Regions from separate parts of the Homo sapiens genome. Here region 1 is linked to region 2. The links are chromatin loops, found by intact Hi-C in ENCODE. Cell type or tissue: pancreas. All regions are shown on one strand. Links, peaks and the distances in the headings refer to the core of each region. The heading gives the core; the rest is flanking DNA.

Region 1 (11,142 bases), core at 6,398-10,397, 120 kb after region 2:
AACAGAGGTTTTTCCCAAAAACAGGTCAGTGGCACCTCCTCCATTTTCCCAAGGAGTCCTAGGCCATCTGAGGTTAAGTTGGGGCCCCTCATGTTGCACATAAAGAGTGGCAAGACACAAATGGAGAATTCAGTTGACTGAGAAGAAAAAACCTTTTCCCAAAAACAAGATCCACGAAGGGAAAAGACATAAAGGCCTTTTACATATACCTATAGCTTGGATATCCATGGACATCTACTTTTAATTAAGCTGACTTTTAATTAAGCTGACTTAACTAACACTCCTTTCTTAAGAAGTCCTAAGTCTCTTATTACCCAACTTCAGCCATGCCACAAAGGCCAACACTTCTGGCTTTTGAACTCATGGAGGGGTAGAGAATATAGTGATTTTTATCATTCCTGCAACCAGTTTGCCCACAGAGAAGCCAGAAGTCCAACTGGTAAGAATTTTTACCCTTTTGCTGGCATTCAGACTTCTGGGTTCCCTTCCCCCAAGCCATGGAGCCCTACTGACTCTAAAGTCCTGTTCAGTGATTTAGGATGTGCCCACGGAGTGCAGGCTGAAAATGATTGGTTGGTTACCCATCTGGAAAGAGGGGAAAAAGGCATCCTTTGTTCCTCTCTCTTCCCAGTGAATACCCGGGGTACGTGACACAGAGCAGAAAAGGCATTCCTCTTTCTTTTTTCAAGCTTATATACCTGAGTCCTGGCAACCTGTTCAAGTCCCAACCATGGGTGCAAGTGTGACCTTCATCCATGAAGTGGGAGGCATAGCCAACAGGAATATTCACACTCACCTGAGCAGAGCCTAAGCCTTCCACTGTCAGTAACCTTTGAGTTCCCTGGACCTTATCTATGCCATGGATGCGAGCATGACCTCCATCCATGAAACGGGAGGACCTAATTAGCGGGAATTAGTCATACTCACCTGCACTGTGCCCCTCAACTCCCACTGTCATCTACCTCAGGTCTAGTATTCCATTCCAGGGTTTCAAACTGAAGCTTGGGACAAAAAGGTGCCAAAAAAGGAGGGTGGATGAATCCTTTAAATTAGTCCCAGATGGTCCTCACCAAATTGCAGCTAGCAACTGCCAGGAGCTGCTCCTCTGTTGCCTGCCTATCAACAGCAGGTGAAGCTGTGGGGCCAGGTCCTCCTGAAACAAGGGAGATAAAGGGAGTCCCAGGAATTGGGGACCTAGCCTAAGAAGGCGACAATTAAGAGGCTGGGCTTTTCCTGAGATGACCCTCACAGTCATGCTAACAGAGGAGGGGGTCTATATTGGAGAAGGGGCCTAGATTGGAGAAGAGACCTGAATGGCCCACTCAAGTCCAGGAGGAAGCCCATCCTCCTTCTCTCGATCCCCTAAATCACCCGAGGCTCCAGGATGGCAATAGCAGTCTGAATCACCAAAGTCAGGGAAAGGAACCCTGGGACCCATCAGCCCTACTGTACCATTTGGGAGACCGGCCCTGGACCTGGCAGCCCATGTCTCAGGGACAGCTAGCCCTCCAATGGTTTGCATTTACAGCAGCCAACAGGTACAGCTTAGGAATTCTGAGGTTTGTGCAAGGTGGCTATTAGAGCCTTTGCCTTTTTCTTGTGTCTCCTTGCTCTCGGGCTTCCTGATCTCTGTTGTAAAAGACCAAGGTGGCCACTTTCAGGAGGTCCTCTAAAGTATTACCCGGTCTTATGGACTTTTCTGCAGTTTCCTCCTGATATCAGGGGCTGACTAAGTAATAAACTCATCCCCTAGGACCAGCTGTCACCCTATTGAATCAAGAGATAGGTGTGTTTTACCAAGACCCCTCTTAGCCTTTCTAGGGAGGCAGTGGGACTCCCACCCAATTCTTGATCTACCATGGATAGTCCACTGCAATTGAAAGGCCTAGGCCCATTCCCAGGCAAGCCCACAAGTATGCACGCCTGAAAGAGTTTCTTCCTCCATTCTCCCATTTCATCATTGGGGTCCCATTTAGGGTCCTCCAATGTTAGTGCTATTCTTCCAACTAGATAAGGCTCCTCCCCTTCCCTGGCCCTATGCAAGATGTAAAGCTCATTCCCAAAATTTTTTGCCACTTGCCAAGAATGGCCTGCTTTGCAGCATTGGTCAGGGTTTGATTGAAAAGTAACATGGTGATCCTTCCAGGAGAGCTCAAATACTTGGGTTAAGCTCTGGAAGGCCTATATATAACCTTAAGGGCCATCTGAAAACCTGCCAAGATCCCCCTTAATTTGCAATAAGCCCTGAAGAGAAAGGGGGACTTGGATCTTAATGGGGCCATATTCACCAGGCATCTGTTGTAGGGGCAGTTGAGACTGGGACCTGCCTAAAACCAAGATTCCTAGGCTGGGATAAGCTTGAGAGAAGGAGTGGAGGGGATTGATTCCCCTGCTGGTGGTAACTTTGGGGTTTTCTTCCCCAGTTCTCTGGGATTACCCCTTGAAGTCTCTCCTAAGATGGCCACTAGGAGGGCTGAATCAATGCTACAATGTTGGTAATGGTCTGCAAAGGAAAGAAGGCCTGCACATAAGGGACCTTGGACCATTTGCCCTCATGTTTACAGAAAAGCTTCCTTCCTAAGGCAATGGTTCTTTTCTGTGCCTCAAGGTGCTAAGTTGGCAACCAAGTAAATTACAAGAACATTTTCACCACAAATTTACTTACAGATACGAAGGCACACTTTGCTTCATCTGTGCTACTCTAAACCTTCCACTTTATACTTTTGATGACTAAGCAAAATGCTCATTCTGCCCAGTAATATTTCTGGTTTGCAACATTTTTAACATTTAACATTGTGTATAAGAGAGGAAACCCCAAAGAAAGAAAGAATGATAGGAAAGACTGGAGGTCCTACTGCCAACACCCTAATGGGTGGTCAGGGACTGGAGTCAGTCCAGGGGCATTTGGATAACACCGAGGTGTAGCCTCAGCCAGATACCCTCAGTTACCCCACGGCCTCCTTCTGGTCCCACGCAACAGCTAGACCTCTGTGAAGGGAAACTATGTTGGAATGAAAGCCAACATTCCCACAACCGAGGGTGAATGGGGATTGACACTGTCCTCCCCAGCAAGCCTGTCCTCCACCAGCCACACTAGTCACTTTTAACTGGCTAGCAGAGGCCCGGTATTTTTCTTTCATTTTGACTATTGTGGAGTTTAGAGACTCCGAAAAAAAGAACAGAAAGATTTGCTTTTTTTCACCCTTCTGCAGACCCCAGACAGCCCCCAAAATTTTACAGAATCTCTAGGGTGTCAATTCTTCTGGCTGGAAACCTCTTTGGCTGTGGTGTCTTTGCCTGAGTTCTTGTCCTGCATACAGAAAGAATGAGGTACACAGATAAGTGAAGGGTGAAGAAGAAGAGTTTTATTTAGTGTTGGAACAGCTCAGAGGAGTGAGTAGCTCCTCTCTATAGGCAGGTCGTCCTGACGAGTGTTCAGCTCTCAGCAGAGGTGAGGCCCTGGAACAGGTGGCTCCTCTTTGCAGGCAAGTCATTTGGATGTCTCTCAGTCTCTGAAGTTCTCAGCAGAGACAGTAGCTCCTCACTGCAGCAGGTCCTCCCATCCTATTGTCTCTCTGCCCTCTTTGTCCTCTGGCAGTCCTCTGCCCTGCTCTGTCTGAGCCCAGGGCTTTTATGGATCTCAGAGAGGAGGAAATGCCTGCCAATTGGTCCACAGGTGACCATGAGCAGCCACGGGTGGCCCAGAAATGGCACCACGTGCCTCCACTCTGGTCTGTGGGACTGGCGGCACGGCCCCGTTTTCGGGTCCTCCCTGGTCTGAAGGTAGGGCCTTACTGGGGACCCATCCCCTTCCACTCAGGAATCAATCTGCTTCCCACTGCCATTCATGGCCCCAGGGCTCGACCCCAACCCCCACTCCAAGATGGGAGCAGGAGCCAGGAGGGGAGAGAGGCCAGGAAATGGGAGCAGAAACCCCTGAACCCACAAGGATGGGGGTCCTTCCTGGGGCCCCCGAGGATGCAGACTACAGAGACACCCAGGTCCTCTGCCTGGGAGGGCAGCAACACCCACACCAGGAGCTCCTGCCCTGCCAACCTGGAAGGGGCGGGGCTCCCACTAGTCGCCAGCTCATGCCTGCTTCCTGGAACAGGAGGCCCAGGTCTGCAGCCCCGGGTGCAATGGCTACAGCTGCACCAGGTAGGGCAGATCCTGCCTGTTCCCGCCTCCCGCAAGAGCACAGGGAGGCTCGGATCCACAGCTGCAGTTTGGGTGGCTGTAGCCCCGCCCAGAAGGGCATGGCTCCTGCCTGCTCCATAGAACAGGAGGCCTGGCTCTGCAGCTGTGGTTTGGGCAGCTACAGCAGATCAGGGAGATCCCATCCCAACTCAGAAGGGGCAGGGTGGCTGGGCGCAGTGGCTCACGCCTGTAATCCCAGCACTTTGGGAGGCCGAGGCAGATGGATCACGAGGTCAGGAGATCGAGACCATCCTGGCTAACACAGTGAAACCCCGTCTCTACTAAAAATACAAAAAATTAGCTAGGCGTGGTGGCATGCACCTGTAGTCCCAGCTACTCAGGAGGATGAGGCGGGAAAATCGCTTGAGCCCGGGAGGCGGAGGTTGCAGTGAGCTCAGATCGGGCCACTGCACTCCAGCCTTGGCGACAAAGGGAAACTCTGTCTCAAAAAAAAAAAAAAAAAAAAAAAAAGAAGAGGCAGGGCTCCCACTGTGGCTCCACAGTGTGCAGCCCCAGCCGCTGCACTTCCCTGCTGCAGCCAGCATGATGGCACCAGCCATTGCCATCACCTGCTACCAAGGATGGTGAGGCAGGAGGATGCTTGAGCCCAGGAAGTTGAGAATACAGTGAACTGTGATCATGCCACTGCACTCCAGCCTGGGTGACAGAGCAAGACCCTGTCTCAAAAAAAAAAAAAAAAAATGCTGCTCTGTCTATGGAGTAGCCATTCTTTAATTCCTTTACTTTCTTAATAAACTTGCTTTCACTTTGCACTGCATACTTGCCCTGAACTCTTTCTTGCGAGAGATCCAAGAACCCTTTCTTGCTCTCTTGGGGTCTGGATCAGAACCCCTTTCCTGTAACATATTTCTGGTGACCACAGAGGGGACTATAGTGCAGAAACCCTGACCCAACGGCTACCTTTGGGTAAGTGTTGGCGTCCTGTGACAGCTTTCTCGTGAACCACAAAAGGGACAATATTGAGGAGACCCCTGATCCAAAGGAAATAGACTGCAACACTGATTGGACGACTTTGGGTAAGTGGTGGGGTACCAGGGTAAAGAATAGGTTTGAGTTAGAGGCTCAACTTAGAGGAATTAGGGTCTCTTCTAGGACAGAGTGAGTTAGAGGATCCTCTTAATAAAAGGCAAGGATGCTTGACCAACCTCGGGTTAGAAGCCCGACTTAGGAGAGTTAGAGTCCCTTCTAAGATTTAAGGGGTTAGAGGCCCCTCTCGGTAAAGTCCCTCTCAGCACTATGGGATGTTAACTGCTATTCTCTTTGGATTAATCTGCCTTGCACTTTTTGCTGATGGCTGTAGGTGACAGAGTTAGGCATGTACAGGATTGTGGGACATGTGGAGCTTTTTCCTCTCCTTCACAACAGCAGCCACAGCCACCTGAACTTTTCAGTGTTGCTGCAGTGGGTGGGTCTTTCTCTGGCCTCCCTGAGCATTTCACCTTACCCACACCCTGCCACCGACAAAGCCTTTCTCTCTCTCCTTTCCCTTTCTTATCTTTTCTGTTACTCAGGGCAACCATCTTGCCCAGAGACCACGTGTTGAAACTCCAAGTCGGGAATTGGATTAAAGATGATGGGGCCCATCTAGGGGGAACCTTAAGCCTTGCCAGTTTGATATTGGGTGCTAAGCAGAGTGGCCAATGTCTATGTTTTATCACTCGTGTTTTGCTCTAGCCAGATTGGAAAAAAAAAGAAAATTTCCTTTGTGATGCAGCTTGGCCCCAGGGCAATGGTGTCGCAAGCTAAATCACTAAGGCCGCTCAGGGAAAGGGAATCCAGAAGCCTGGCGTGCCGGCAAAAGGGTAAGAATTTCTTAACAGTCAGATTTCTGGCTTTTCTCTCTGTGCAGACTGTTGAATGAATGGTTAAAAAAAAAATGGGGGGTGGGTGCGGTGGCTCACACCTGTAATCCCAGCAATTTGGGAGGCCGAGGTGGATGGATCACAAGGTCAGGAGATCGAGACCTTCCTCCCTAACACAATGAAACCCCGTCTCTACTGAAAATACAAACAATTAGCTGGGCACCGTGGCACGTGCCTGTAATCCCAGCTACTCAGGAGCCTGAGGCAGGAGAATCACTTGAACCTGGGAGGCAGAGGTTGCAGTGAGCCAAGATCGTGCCATTGCACTCCAGCCTGGGCAACTAAGCAAGACTCCATCTCAGAAAAAAAAAAAAAAAAGAATCAGTGTTTATCTCCTCTGTAAAGTTTTGATTAATGGAAAAAAGAATTCTAAGGCTAGTCTTAAGCTGGTGTATTTTGTGCTATAAATTTGTTTTTCTGTGTCAAGGGGTACTTTAGGATAAAACACAGGCTTAAAATACCTGTAAGCAAGCCCACTTTTCAAGATGAGCCAGCAAGCTGGTCAGTAACACTCTTAGCTGCAGTTTTGAAACAAACAAAAAAACTGGATGAAGTCTTTACCGTTTTATGTCCTTGGGAGCTTGAACTTTTAACCACGTGGCGATACTTTCTTTTGGTTTCCACCTTCAGGGAACAGGAATTTTAGGGTTCATGTCATAGCCCTAAAAATCATATTAAATAGTTAAAAGCCTTTGCAAGTTCAAAATTAACTACTGTAGGTTTCTTCTAGGAAAGAAAGTGGTCACTGCCGCTTTATGTAGCTCAGTGGTCAAGATTTTGCACTTTCACATGTGGCGATCCGGGTTCGATTCCCCACCTAGGAAGTAAGTAGTTTCTGGTTTAATATCTGTGTGACCTTGTCTATTCTCTTCTCTTCCATGGACTGTCAAATTTTGCCTTCTGTAAGTACCTAGGAGGTTACCTTTGGTAAAGTTAAGAAGCTAGAAATATCAGCTCACTGCATCCTCTGCCTCCTGGGTTCAAGTGATTCTACTGCCTCAGTACCCTGAGTAGCTGGGGTTACAGGCCTGTGCCATTACACCCGGCTAATTTTTGTATTTTCAGTAGAGTCAGGGTTTAACCATGTTGGCCAGGCTGGTCTGAAACTCCTGAAGCTCCTAAAGTGATCCACCTGCCTAGGCCTCCCAAAGTGCTAGGATTACAGATGTGAGCCACCACACCCAGCCACATTTTTTTTAAATAAATAGAGACAGGGTCTCACTATATTGTCCAGGCTGGTCTCCAACTCCTGGCCTTGAGTTTTTGTAGGCAGGCACTTTAAGAGGGGATAGGGTTATCCTGAGGATGTGGCCTTTAGCTATTAGAAATTATGTTATTGCCTGTAATCATAATACTTTGGGAGGCTGAGGCAGGAGGGTTGCTTGAACCCAGGAGTTTAAGACCAGCACCAGCAACATAGTGAGATGCTGTCAAAAAATATATACACATATACAAAAATAAAATGTAAATTAGCTAGGTGTGGTAGTACATGCCTTCAGTACCAGCTACTTGGGAGGCTGAAGTGGGAGGACAGCTACAGCCCAGGAGGTCGAGGCTGCAGTGAGCCATGATTGTGCTTCTGCATTCCAGCCTGGGTGACAGAGTGAGACACTGTTTCTAAAAAAAAAAAAAAAAAAGATAGCCAATATGAAAGCATGAATGATAAAACCCTTTGCAAACGATATGGATTATCCTTGGAAACTGAGCACAAACTCATGGTAGAGGCAGGAGGCAAACATGACGTGTTTGCCTGGGTGCTGTCAGTCGTCTTCCTATAGCACACTTCTTATCTTGGTCTAGCCACACTGACATGATTTATTTTCCTCGAAAGTATGAATCCATTCCTGCTTTTCTTTTTCCCCCAAAATGAGTCTTGCTCTGTCACCCAGGCTGGAATGCAGTGGTGCAATCTCGGCAAACTGCAACCTCTACCTCCTGGGTTCAAGCAATTCTCCTGCCTCAGTCTCCCGAGTAGCTAGGATTACAGGTGCCCACCACCACACCCAGCTAATTTTTGTATTTTTAGTAGAGACGGGGTTTCCCCACGTTGGCCAGGCTGGTCTCTAACACCTGACCTTGTTATCCACCCACCTTGGCCTCCCAAAGTGCTGGGATTACAGGCGTGAGCCACCGCACCAGGCCCCGTTCCTGCTTTTAAGATCTCTGCACTTATTATTCCCAGTGCTTCAACAATTTGCCTCAAGATCTTTGGCCATCTGGCTCCTATCATTCAGGTTAAACTCACAGGTACCTCCTCAGTAATGCCCTCCCTGGCCATTCCAACTAATTGGGTCCCCATTACTCTCTATCACATTATCTTGTTTTCATTAAGGCACTCCCTGAGTTATCTACTCATTTATCCATTTTTATTTATTGCCTGACTCCCCTATCCAGAATATAATTTTTTTTTTTGAAACGGAGTCTCACTCACTCTGTTGCCCTGGCTAGAGTGCAGTGGCATGTTCTCAGCTCACTGCAACCTCCGCCTCCTGGGTTCAAGTGATTCTCCTGCCTCGGCCTCCCCAGTAGCTGGGACCACAGGTGTACAACACCACAGCCAGCTAATTTTTGTATTTTTAGTAGAGACAGGTTTCACCATGTTGACCAGGCCAGTCTTGAAGTCCTGGCCTCAAGTGATCTGCCTGCCTTGGCCTTAGAGGCATGAGCTACCACACCCAGCTTGGAATGTTATCAATTTTTAAATTGTTTCCTCTCTTGTTATATAAATTTGTTTCCTCTCTTGTTATATAACTTTGAAATTTGTTTCCTCTCTTGTTATGTAACTACCTACATAATAATGTGCCCCTGACAGAGCCTGAGGAAGTCCTGATGACATGTGCCCAAGGTGGTCAGGGCACAGCTTGGTTTTATATATTGTAGGGAGACATGAGATATCAATCAATATGTGTAAGAAGTCCATTGGTTCTGTCCAGAAAGGTGAGGAAAACTCAAAGCAGGGAGAGGGCTTCCAGATCACAGGCAGATGAGAGAAAAACGGTTGCATTCTTTTGAGTTTCTGATGAGCCTTTCCAAAGGAGGTGATCAGAATACATATCTATTTCAGTGAGCAGAGGGATGACTTTGAACAGAACGGGAGGCGGATTTGCCCTGAGCAGTTCCCAACTAGAATTTTTCCTTTAGCTTAGTGATTTTGGGCACCCAAGATATTTTCCTTTCACATTTCCCCACTTTTCAAAAATCTTTTGGAGAAAGCATTTTAGAAGAAAATGAGTATCTGCTCTTAGGTTTCTTCTGGATAGGATAGTTTATTTCTAGACAGGTAGATCCCAGAAGCTCATTTTTGGCAGGTTTTGAAGCCTCATGTCCTGTGAAAAGAAAATAGGGAGAGAAAGGGAGAAAAAGAGCAATCGTGCAAAATCAATATAGGTCATATTACTCTAAAGTCTATACATCAGTAGGCAGATATGAAACAGGCTTATGTATGTAAGTCAGTTGTTATTTTCTTCTGAGGTTTAAGTTGTCTAGTTTCAGTTTGCAGGGCTTTAAGAAAGCACAGCTTAGTTTTCAGTGACTCCAAATTAGAAAAAAAAAATGGGGAAAAAAGAAGGAAAAAACAAGAAAAATTGAAAACATTATTTTGAAGATTTGTAGAAATTTTGAAGAAAAAATTAGAATTCAGCCCATACTGTAGAAAATTATAAAAATTGAAAAACATCAGGCAAGACTAGACTCTAACAACAGATGTATTATAGTTTTTGAAACATAATTTTTCTCTCTCTCATTTTCTAATTTTACTAAGGACAAATTATGATAGGACTGATTTGCTTTATTATACTTGGCCAGATTATTTGTATAAAATGCAGCAAGAATAATTATTTTTCACGTAGGCTTGTTTTTTTTTAATTGGCTTTGATGGAGCTTTGTTTTGTAGAAGGAAACTCAGATAAGACTTTTTTTGAAGCTGAGCCCAGCCATGGATTTGTGCCATCAAATACCTATGAGTTCAGTGATCCTCTCCTCTTGAGGTTCCAAGATAAACTTGGGGCTCCCTGGCCTGTTAGAAAGTGACAAAGTTTACTTACCGCAGGTTAGGAACCCTGTATAGGGAAGGTGTAGGGCCAGTTTCACCATGGGGCTTTATTTGCTCCATAAGTCAAGTTTAATTCCTTAAAGGAAAGCATACCATTCCAGTCAAAGCCTTGGTAAAATAACCAGTTCCTCCCATTGCATCCTGTTACAAATGAAAACAGATTCTTTTTTTTTTTCAGACGGAGTCTCACTCTATCACCCAGGCTGGATTGCGTGGCATGATCTTGGCTCATTGCAAGCTCCACCTCCCAGGTTCATGCCATTCTCCTGCCTCAGCCTCCCAAATAGCTGGGACAACAGGCGCCTGCCACCATGCCCGGCTAATTTTTTTTGTACTTTTAATAGAGACGGGGTTTCACCGTGTTAGCCAGGATGGTCTCGATCTCCTGACCTCGTGATAGCCCATCTCGGCCTCCCAAAGTGCTGGGATTACAGGTGTGAGCCACCGCGCCTGGCCGAAAACAGATTCTTATTGTACTTATACAAATAACTGCATTGCCATAAGTTAAGAATACTCACAAATAGTTTCCAAATTCTGGAGAAATCAGGTAGAGAGAAATATATATGCTCCAAATTTTGTTCACAGGAATACACTAAATTGTTAAAAGCTGTTAATAGCTCAAAAGAAAAGTTCCAAGTCTCTAAAAAACAAAACAAAGGATTAGCAACATTTAAAGCAAAAGTTAAAAAGATTAGTTTTTTATCAGTTCAGTTTATGCAATTAACTCGTGTTCTGCTTGCTATTCGTTAACATTTTAGATCTCCATCCATGACAGTCTTAAAAGGTTTTTTTCCCTCTATTCTAATGTCACAATCTCCAAAGTTATCAGAAACCTGCATTTAAGAACTCCTGTTAGAGTTCTGTGGCTGATTACAGAAACACCTTCTAAAGAGGACCAAAACAAGACAACAATTGTCCATGAATGACAGAAGGGTTTTGGGCAGCCATTGTCAAAAACAGAATTGACAAGGAAATTTGTTACCTCATGGCATATAATAATTCAACATAATA
Region 2 (11,142 bases), core at 4,686-8,685:
GTGGTCCCAGCTACTCGGAGGCTGAGGCAGGAGAATCACTTGAACCAGGGAGACGGAGGTTGCCGTGAGCCAAGATCGTGTCACTGCACTCCAGTCTGGGTGACAGAGTGAGAGAGACTCCATCGCAAAAAAAGGAAAAAGAATGAACAAGAACTCAATTACTTTTCTTAATAATAACTTTGTTTTTAATTGTAGAGATGGGGGTCTCACTATGTTGCTTGGACTAGTCTTGAACTTCAGCCTTAAGCCATCCTCCCGCTGCAGCCTCCCAAAATGCTGAAATTACAAGCATGAGCCACTGTGCCTGGCCAATAATAACTTTTAACTATTAAAAAAAATTTAAGGCCACAATCCCATATCCTAGAGACAAATTTGGTTAATATTTTGATCATTCTTTTCCTAGTAATTTTTCTTATAATTGTATAGATGCATTTACATAGTGTATACATCTGCTCAGGCTGCCATAACAAAATACCATAGGCTGGGGAGCTTAAACAACAACAATTTATTTTCTCACAGTCTGAGGCTGGAAAGCCCAAGGTCAATGTTCCCATAAGGTTTGGTTTCTGGTGAACAGTCTCTTCCTGGCTTGCAGATGGTCACCTTTTTGCTGTGTCCTCACATGGTGGAGAGAGCAAGCTCTGGTGTCTCTTCTTCTTAAATGGGCCCCAGCCCTGTCAGATTAGGGCTCCATCCTTATGACCTCATTTAACTTTTATCACTTCCTCACAGGTCCTATGTCCAAATACAGTCAAACTGGGGACTAGGGCTTCAACATATGAATTTGGAGGGGACACAATCAAGTTCATACAATTCTGCCCCAGCCCCCCATAATTCATGTCTTTATCCACACAAGATACATTCATTCCATCCCAACAGCCCCAAGTCTTAACTCATTCAATTTCCACTTCAAAGTCTAAAGTCCCAAGTCTTATCTAATTATCATCTAAATAAGACGAGTGATCTTGAGTAAAGAGTCATCCTAAAGCGAAATGCATTTCCAGCTATAAACCTGCGAAACCAGACAAGTTATGTGCTTCCAAAATACAATCGTAGGGCAGACATAGGCTAGACATTCCCATTCCAAAAGAGAGAAACAGGGAAGAAAGGAAGGGGTGACAGGTCCTAAGCAAGTCCAAAGCCTACCAAGGTGAATTCCATTAGATCTAAGACTCAAGAATAATTCTCTTTGGCTTGATATATCTGCCTCCTTGGCTTTTCAGGAGCTGCCTCACTGTGATAAGCCTGCCCTCTTACATAATGAAGTAAATGACCTTGCCCCCAGGTCTGTGGTGAGGGGGGCAGCCCTGATGACCTCTGTCACCTTTGAGGGTAATTCTTTCCTTTCCCTGGAAAATAGCACAGATTCACAGTCAAATAGCTCTATGGTCCAGTCTTCTAGAACCTAAGAAGTCCAACAGTCTTTCTTCATTCATTTCTGTCCTCTTGCATTTTACTACAAGCAGTAAGGGAAAGCCACATCACATCTTCAAAACATTGCTTAGAAATTTCTTCTGCTAAATATGCAATTTAATTGCTCTCAGGTTCTACCTTCTACAAAACACTAGAACACAATTCAGCCAAGTTCTTTGCCACCTTATAACAAGGATCATCCTTCTTCCAGTTATTTCCTTATTATTATTATTAACTGCTTCTATCTGAGATCTCACAAAAATTGCCTTTAATATCTACACTCATACCAACATTCTGATCATGATTAATTACACATTCTCTAAGATGGAAGTTTTCTCTGTAGCTCTCCTCTTTTCTTTCTAAGCCCTCACCAGAATCACCTTTCATGTCCATATTTCTAACAATAACCCCTTCATGGAAATCTCAGTTTTTTCTAGCATGCACCTCAAAACTCTTCCAGCCTCTACCCATCACCCAGTTCCAAAGCTACTTGCAAATTTTTTGGTATTTGTTTCAGCAACAATCCACCTCTTAGTACCAAAATCTGCAGTAGTCTTCTTGGATTGCCTTAACGAAATCACTTAGACTGGGTGTCTTAAGTAACAGAAATTTATTTCTCACAGTTCTGGAGGCTAGAAAGTCCAAGATCAAGGGGCTGGCTAGCTGATTCAATTCCTGGTGAGGGCTTTCTTCCTGGCTTACAGATGGCTACCTTCTTACTGTGTCCTCACTTGGTAGGGATGGAGCTCTGCTATCTCTTCTTCTTATGAGGGCACCAGCCCTATCAGATTATGACCTCACTTAACCTTTATCACCTCCTCACAGGCCCTGTCTCCAAATATAATAATATTGAGTGTTGAGGCTTCAATATATAAATGGGGGGTAGACACAATTAAGTTCTCAGCAATAAGTCTTAAATTGCTTATGTATATATATACATAAACACACACACACACTGAGGGTTTTAAGTTGACCCTTAAATAACATAAGCTTGAACTGCATGAGTCCTCTTATGGATCTTTTTCAATGAGACAGATAGAAAATGCAGGATGTGAAACCTGCATATACAGAGGGCCAAGTTTTCATATAGGTGGGTTCCTCAGGGCCAAGTGAGGAATTTGAGTATGCACGGATTTTGGTACGTGCAGGGGTCCTGGAAGCAATCCCCCAAGTATACTGAGGGATAACTGTAATACTTTTTTTTTTTTTTACCAAGTTCCATGAAAATGTTCCTATTATTCAAAGCATGATTTTTAATAAATGCATAATATTCTATCTTAAGGACTATTATTTTTTACTGCTGTTTAACTATTAAGTCATTTTCAAATTTTGCTACTTAAATAATTCTGCAGTGAACATCTTTGCACATATATCTTTGTCTGCTGTGATGACTGAGGATAAATTTCCAGAAATTCAGCTGCTGAGTCAAAGCCTATTCCTATTCAAAGACTTGGTACATATTGCTAAACTGCTTCCCAGAAACCTGTAAGAAGGTATACCCCCATATGAATAGAGATTATAATTAGAATAAACTATTTTTGTAAATAAAAAAAGATCAATATCATAAATGACCAAAAAGGCAAAGTTTTGTTTTTGTATTGGTTTGGTTTGGTTTTTTTTGAGACAGGGTCTCACTCTGTTACCCAGGCTGGGGTGCAGTGGCATGATCACGGCTCACTGCAGCCTCAATCTCCCCAGGCTCAGGTGATCCTCCTGGCTCAGTCTCCCAAGTAGCTGGGACTACAGGTATGCACCACTATGCCTGACTAATTTTTGTATTTTTTTATAGAGATGATGTTTTGCCATGTTGCCCGGATTGGTCTAGAACTCCTGGGCTCAAGTGATCCACCCGTCTCCACCTTGCAGAGTCCTGGGATTACAGGTGTGAGCCACAGTGCGTGGCCAGATTTTTTTTTATTATATTAAAGAAGACTAGGCCAAGTGCGGTGGTTCATGTCTGTAATCCCAGCACTTTTGGAGGCTGAGGTGGGCGGATCACTGGAGGTCAGGAGTTCAAGAACAGCCTGGCCAACATAGTGAAACCCTGTCTCTACTAAAAATACAAAAAAATTAGCTGGGAGTGGTAGCATGGCCTGTAGTTCTAGCTACTCAGGAGGCTGAGGCAGGAGAATTGGTTGAACCCAGGAGGCAAAGCTTACAGCCAGCCAAGATCATGCCACTGCACTCCAGCCTGGATGATGGAGCAAGACTCCTTCTCAAGAAAGGAAAGAAAGAAAAAAGAGAAAAGTGAAAAGAGAAAAGGAAAAGAAAGGAAAAGGAAAAGGAAAGGAAAGGAAGGGAAAGGAAAGAAGGAAGGAGAGAGAAAGAAAAGAACAAAGAAAAGAAAAGGAATGAAGGAAAGAAGGTAGGTTAAAGAGACAGGACAATAAATGAAATGTATGGTTATTGATTAGATCATGGCGGGGGAAGGCTATGAAAGTATATCAAAGAGATATCTGCACTCCTATGTTTGTTGCAGCAATGTTCGCAATAGGCAAGATTTGAAAGCAGCCTAAGCTTCCATCAACAGATGAATGGAAAAGGAAAATGTAGTACATAAACACAATGTAGTACTATTTATCCATAAAAAAAAAGAATGAGATCCTGTCATTTGCAACAATATGGATGAAACTGGAGGACATTATGTTGTGTGAAATAAGCCAGGCACAGAAAGACAAACTTCACATGTTCTCACTCGTTTGTGGGAGCTAAAAATTAAAACAATTGAATTCATGGAGACAGAGAATAGAAGGATGATTAACAGAGGCTGGGAAGGGGAGTTAGGGGTAAGAGGAGATTAGGGACGGTTAATGCGTACAAAAATAGTTATCTAGAATGAGTAAGATCTAGTATTTGCTAGCACAATAGGGTGACTATGGTCAACAATAATTTATTACACATTTTTAAATAACTAAAAGAGTATAACTGGAATATTTGTAACACAAAGAAATGATAAATGCTTGAGGTGATGGATACCCCATTTACCTTGATGTGATTATTACATATTGTATGCCCGTATCAAAATACTCATGTATTCCATAAATACCTACTATGTACCCATAAAAATTAAAAAATAAATAAAATTTTTTAAAATATAAAAAAAGCTTTCAAAATATTTTTGGGGACAATTAGGGAGTTCTTAATATAGACTGTATTATAGACAATATTACTGTATCAGTCTTAAATTTCTTGATTGTGATCATGGTATTTCAGTTATGTTGACTTTCCTAGCTCTTAGCAGAAACACGCTGATGTGTTATAGCATGTGCAGCTTATATTCAAATGATTCAGAAAATACTTGTATTTTTGTGTATGTATGTATGGAGACAGAGATAAAGAAACATGAGAGAAAAATAAGAGGGGGATGAGGGAAAGAGCAAATCTGGCAAAATGCTTGTCACTGAACCTAGTAAAGGGTAATGAGCACTCTTGGTACTGTTCTTTCAACTTTTCTATAGGTTTAACATTTCTCAAAATAAAAATATACGAGGGAGCAGGCAAAAGACAAGAATGGCTTATTCACAGAAAAATAAAATAGCCTGTAAACATATGAAAAATGTATGGGAATAAAGTTGCTTGATTATTTAAGGTTTTTTATTTCCTCCTGCCCTCTTGGCATTTGCGCTTTAATCGCTTCAATTATATTTCATCAATGAGACCAGGAAGGAGTAGGAAGTAAAATCTCAATCTTTACATTTTGCTTCTCATTAGCAGTCGTGGAAAAAGGTTTAAAAGATTAAATCAATCACAATGAACTCATTACAATGAGTTTTGAAAAGGACCTGTAAACCTGAAAACCTGGTTTTGGATTCAGATTCTTCTGACCTCCTATGACCTTAAATGTTCGGTCCTAAACAGCAAAAAACAAAAGTTAGTAATAAATCATATGAAAAATAGGTTTTCTTTAAATAAAGAAAAAAAAGTTCACCTCTACCATTGGCCTTTACTTTTATCAGGAAAGTGGGCCTATAGAATGTACCAAATTGAAGGCAACCAACAGATTCACAAACCATGGACAAAGGTTTTCCTTTTCAGAAACAATATGAAGGAATCAATATAACACAGTGGTTCACACAGAGGTAGGAGCTACTAAGTCAGATTTTCTGTGTTTGAATATTTACTTCACCAGTTACTAGCTATGTGATTTGTGGCGAATTACTCAATCTATTTATGCTTCAGTTTCCTGCTCTCAAAAATGGGAACAACAGTAAAATCTGTCTTAGGGTTGTTGTGAAGTTTAAATAAATTAGAATACTTAAAGTCTCAGAATGGCATCTGGCATACTGTAAGACCTCAATAGTGTTAGCTGCTATGGTTTGTTTGTTTGTTTGTTTGTTTGTTTTGAAACAGGGTCTTGCTCTGTTGCCCAGGCTGCAGTGCAGTGGCACAATCATAGCTCACTACAGCCTCGATTTCCCAGGCTCAAGCCATCCTCCCACCTCAGCCTCCCAAGTATCTGGGACTACAGGCACATGCCATCACACTTGGTTTTTTTTTTTTTTTTTTTTTTTTTTGTAGAAATGAGGTATCTGTTTGTTGCCCAAACTGGTCTCAGACTCCTGGGCTCAAGAAATCCTCCTGCCTCAGCCTTCCAAAGTGCTGGGAACCATGCCCAGCCTACAGTTCTTATTATTACTAATATTACAACAACAAATGCTACAATCATTACCATCATCTTCAACTTGTAGTTGATGGAGTTTGGCATGAGATTCAGAAAAAACAGAGCAACACAAAAGTATCAAAATCCCCCCCCCCCGCATCCCCCTACACACACACACACACACACATATCACAGGTTGAAAAAGCGAAATAGATCAGACTCTAAGTCAGTCCTTTAGTGTCTCAAGCTGTTTTGAGGGAAACTGGGGAGAGGGTAACAATATACCAAAAACGTATGGCTCATTTCAATAATTAATCTGTGTGATCTTGACAAATCAATCTCAGGAGAAATAAGTCAATCATTTATCAAATTTTATTGAGGTATACTATGCATAGGTGTTGAGCCAAATGCAAAGAATATAAAATGGAACAATGTCTATGTCTTTTAAAACTTTGTGTTCATGTCAAAGAAATATATATATGTCATATGATGGATGTGCACACAGTAAAATGGAAGCACACAGGAGAGACCTAAGTTAGACTTGGGAGAAGGAGAAAACAGCACAAAGATTACCCAGAAGTGATGATATTTAAACTGAGCCTTAAAGAATAATAACAGGTAAACAGGGATAGAGGGGGTTAAATCATTCCTCCAGGGGTAGAAGCTAACAAATGTAGAAAAAAAGATGAGCCCTACTCCCCCCATACAAAACCGAAAAACGTCTCCCTAAAGCTAATAGATAGACAGCCATCAGAGAAAGGCGCCTGAACAGATGTGCTTCAGGAATATCTTCTGCTTACACACATGACATCTCCACCCTCCCCAGCTCAGAATAACCCATGTTCAGAGAAGCGACAGAAAGCTACAATTAAAAGAGATTCATAGACAAGTTTCTCACTTACAACACTGGGCGGCAGCAGTGGGCAATGGCTTCCTCTGGCTTTCTTCTTGACTAGAATACTAGAAGCAGAAAGGAGAAAATAAATAAATAAATACAATCAGAAGCCCAAGTAAAGACAGGGAAAAAAATCACAACTACCTATAAAAAGGTTTAGTGTTTGGAAACAAAATTTTTATTGAACAGAAACAGAACATCCTGCTCCTATTTTCTCTGTGTGATGTTGACATATAGGCCAGACTATTGGTTATGGCCCTGGCCAAGTGAGACAGGCTAAATAAAGCAGGATAATGAAGAACTGTCCTGACCAAGGGCACCTGGGCACCCACCTAGCTCTGCCAGGCAGCTGGAGAAGGTTTGGCCTTAGAATCCTTAGAATATTTCACAGCCCTCTGAGTTTTCCTGGGGCTAATGTATAGAAGATTTCCCCATTCAGGTGATGCAAGTGAAAACCTGTCTGGGGCTGTTTTCTCATTTTTAAGTAATAGTGCTTCTTTGCTCATAAGGTCACATGGGAAATAAGTGGAACTGCTTACCTAAGCATGTGGTGCAATATCTGGTATTTATAAGAGTTCCTCTCCCACTAGCACTGTAACCTCCGCCATCCCACCCACCACAACCACCACAAAAACAAGTACACGGTACTGAAGACATAAGACAATGTTCCATAAAAGGAAAAGAATTATGTCCAAATCTTGAGGATGGGCCCGATTTAGAAGGCAAAACAGAAAGAGAAAGGCACAAACAAATTAACAGGGGTACACAGAGTCTGGAAGACAGTGAGAATAGTCTGGTTCAGGGTCCATTGGATAATTAGAAAAATGTAACTCAGCCAGGCAACTTGCAAACATGAGATTTGGAGTTCTCATCCTGACGTGGTCACTTATTCATAAGCTATGAGATCTGAGGCAAGTCAATGCTTCTCTAAAACTGCCAATGAATGAGTTACTTATTAACTCAACAAATATTGATTGAGTATCCACTACGTGCAAGGCCTTGTTCTAGGCACTGGCAAAACAGAATTTGTAAATCATGGTAAGAATTCGAACTTTTCTAGTGTACTTAGAAGCCCTTTAGGGTTTTAAGCATGAGAGAATTATGATTTGATTATACTTTTAAAAGATCAATCTGGCTGCTGTATGAGATGAACTGTAGGGAACATGAGGGTAAATAATTATTGCAATAATCCAGACAAAAGTTGATGGTGTTGTACGTAACACTCTTATGAGTATCAGTGGTGAAGAGCATTTCAAATGGTTGGGATCCAAAATACAAAACACTTTTTGTATATAAAATATACTTTATAAGCAATAGAATATGGTACAAATGTCAGAGGTAGATACTGTTATTACTAATTTCCATGGAGAATAAGAAAAGTCAAGTACAATGTAAACAATATGATAGCACTAGCAAAATTGCCAATCACAAAAATGTTCAAAACATCTTTTTTTTTTTTTTTTTTTTTTTTTTTTTTGATACAGATTCTCACTCTTTCTCCCAGGCTGGAGTGCAGTGGAGCTATTTCGGCTCACTGCAACCTTCGCCTCCTGGGTTCAAACAATTCTTGTGCTTCAGCCTCCCGAGTAGCTGGGATTACAGGCGTGAGCCACCAAACATGGCTAATATTTATATTTTTTATAAATATTTATATAAATATTTTTATAAATATTTATATAAATATTTTATAAATATTTATATAAATATTTTTATAAATATTTATATAAATATTTTTATAAATATTTATATTTTTTATAAATATAAAAAATGGGGGTTTCACCACGTTGGCCAGGCTGGTTTTGAACTCCTGACCTCAGGTGATCCACCCGCCTCAGCCTCCCAAAGTGCTGGGATTACAGGTGTGAGCCACTGCACCCAGCCAGGTTCAAAACATCTTGAAGGTCAAAGATCCACTCCAAAGTAACAAAAGGACTTGGTTATAAATAATAGCCACTACAAATAATTATGATTTTTGTAGACAGTACATAGACATAACCATGAGGAATCCCAAAATTTTAAGTATTAAGAAGAATGCAGACCTAAGAGATCAGAGTAGATATTTTCAGAAGCTATATTTAATGAATCTCTCCCAGGCCCAAAACAGAAAGCTTAAGTCCAACTAGAGTATAATTAATAATGTTAAGACAGCTAAGAAAAAAGCTACAAAATCTGTCTACAAAAAACAGACAGGGATAGTAGAAGAAAGGAAAATTACAGGCCAATTTCATTTATGAATATAGAGACAAAAATCCTAATTAATAGATTACTAGGCCAAATCTATCATATTAAATAAGTGTGTGTAATATTCATATGTGAATATGTATGTATATGTGTGCACACATATGTGTGTTAGCATATAAATGTACATATAGCCTGTCCAGGTGGGTATTAAATGCTAGGCCAGTTCAATATCTGAAAATCTACTCATATAATTCACCATATTAAACAGATCAAAAGAGAAAAACTATGTGATCAAACAGATGCAGAAAAAGATGTGATAAAACCCCATACTTTTTCATGACAAAAATGCTTAAAAAATAAGAAAGAAAATAGAATTTCCTTAATCTGATAAAGAGTATCTACCAAAATCCATGGCAAACAGCATACTTTAAAACTTATAAAGCAGTCCCCTTACAGTCAGAAGACAGACAAGGCTCTCCACTCTTACAATGTTAAAAATTATACTAGATGTCTTAGGCATTGAATGTTTTAAATAAAAGGTCATGAGAAACAAGAAAAGTCTGAGAAAATACTACAACCAAGAGAAGCCTAAGGAGACATGACAACTAAGTGTAATGCAATATCCTGGATGAGATCCTGAAATAACAAAAAAGACTCAAGGTAAAAACTGAGGAAATCTGAATAAACTATGGAATTTTAGCTTTATTTTTTAGTTAATAAAATAAATAAAAAATACTCTTTAGTTAATAATAATGTACCAATATTAGTTCATTAACTGTAACAAATGTATCACACTAACAAAACTGCCTTTGCAAAAATCATAACTAAGGAAAGTATGACAGTGAAAGAAATCAGACCTAACCAGTTCCATCTTGCTTCTAACCATTAAGCTGTCCTTGTTCATTCCTGGGCATAGGCTGAACTAACTTCGGGAAGGAATTCAGTTCATGGTTTTGACTCTGAAACAAAATTGATAATAGCTATTTTCCAAAAAGACCCCCTTCTTGCCCGGGGACCAGTCTGCCTTTGCAGGACTAACAAATTAGCTACAAGATTAGAAATCACTTTAGGGGTCATGCAGCCTCTGGCTCCAAGAGTCTGAACCTCCCCAAATTGCTTCTGGGAATAACATCACTATTATAAAACCTAAGATCCGTGCTTGAGATATTTTGCAGACCCTGCACTAGATCAATCAGCTGACACCACCCATCTGGCCCAACCAGTTCTGCCATCCCACCCAGGAACAGAAGATAGCAAGAAAAACTCACTTCTACCTGCTATGATTCCATCTCCGACCTAACCAATCAGCATTCCCCACTTCCCAAACCCCTACCTGTCAAATTATCTTTAAAAACTCTGATGCCCGAATGCTCCAGGAGACTGATTTGAGTAATAATAAAACTGCAGTCTCCTGCACAGCTGGCTCTGAGTGAATTACTCTTTCTCCTCTGCAGTTCCCCTGTCTTCATAAATCAGCTCTGAATAGGCAGCACACAAGGTGAACCCGTTGGGCAGTTACACTAATGTAAGATGTTAATAATAAGGGAAACTATAAGATGGGGTGGGGGAGGGGATAAATATCTGCTCAATATTTCTATAAATCTAAAACGTCTAAAAAATGAAGTCTGTTAATAAAAATATATGCGTAAACAGGCCCAGCACAATGGCTCACGCCTGTAATCCCAGCACTTTGGGAGTCCAAGGCAGGCGGATCACTGGAGTGCCACTGCACTCCAGCCTGGGTGAAAGAGTAAGAATCTGTCTAAGAAAAAATATATATAATATATATATAATATATATATTATATTATACATAATATATATTATATTATATATAATATATATTATATTATATATACATATATTAATATATAATATAATATAATATATACATATATTAATATATAATATAATATATTATATTATATACATATATTAATATATATTATATTATATATGTATATTATATATTATATACGTATATTATATATAATATATATAAATAATGTATAAACAATTCAACACTTAGAAAAAGCGTAAGGACTAGGAGAATA

The links. A loop is a pair of places that touch in the nucleus more often than their neighbours do. Peaks named below come from ENCODE experiments on the same cell type or tissue, not always from the same donor. Only the 100,000 strongest peaks of a DNase experiment are listed, where the experiment ranks them.
Region 1: it touches region 2 in a loop (2.7-fold over the local background); 8 of 110 quality-filtered maps call a loop at or near these places.

The regions. Positions count from the first base shown.
Region 1 is chr9:35,131,881-35,143,022 of GRCh38, reverse strand. No RefSeq gene overlaps it. Among named protein-coding and RNA genes, the nearest start is that of ATOSB, 22 kb to the right of the region's middle. In pancreas, for the core only: no CTCF peak of the experiment used is centred there; no DNase peak of the experiment used is centred there.
Region 2 is chr9:35,254,824-35,265,965 of GRCh38, reverse strand. UNC13B (unc-13 homolog B) reads right to left here. Exons shown (of 40, transcript NM_001371189.2): 7 at 6,916-6,973. Among named protein-coding and RNA genes, the nearest start is that of UNC13B, 98 kb to the right of the region's middle. In pancreas, for the core only: a CTCF peak has its summit at 6,923; a DNase peak (open chromatin) is centred at 6,925; H3K27ac peaks cover 1,341 bases.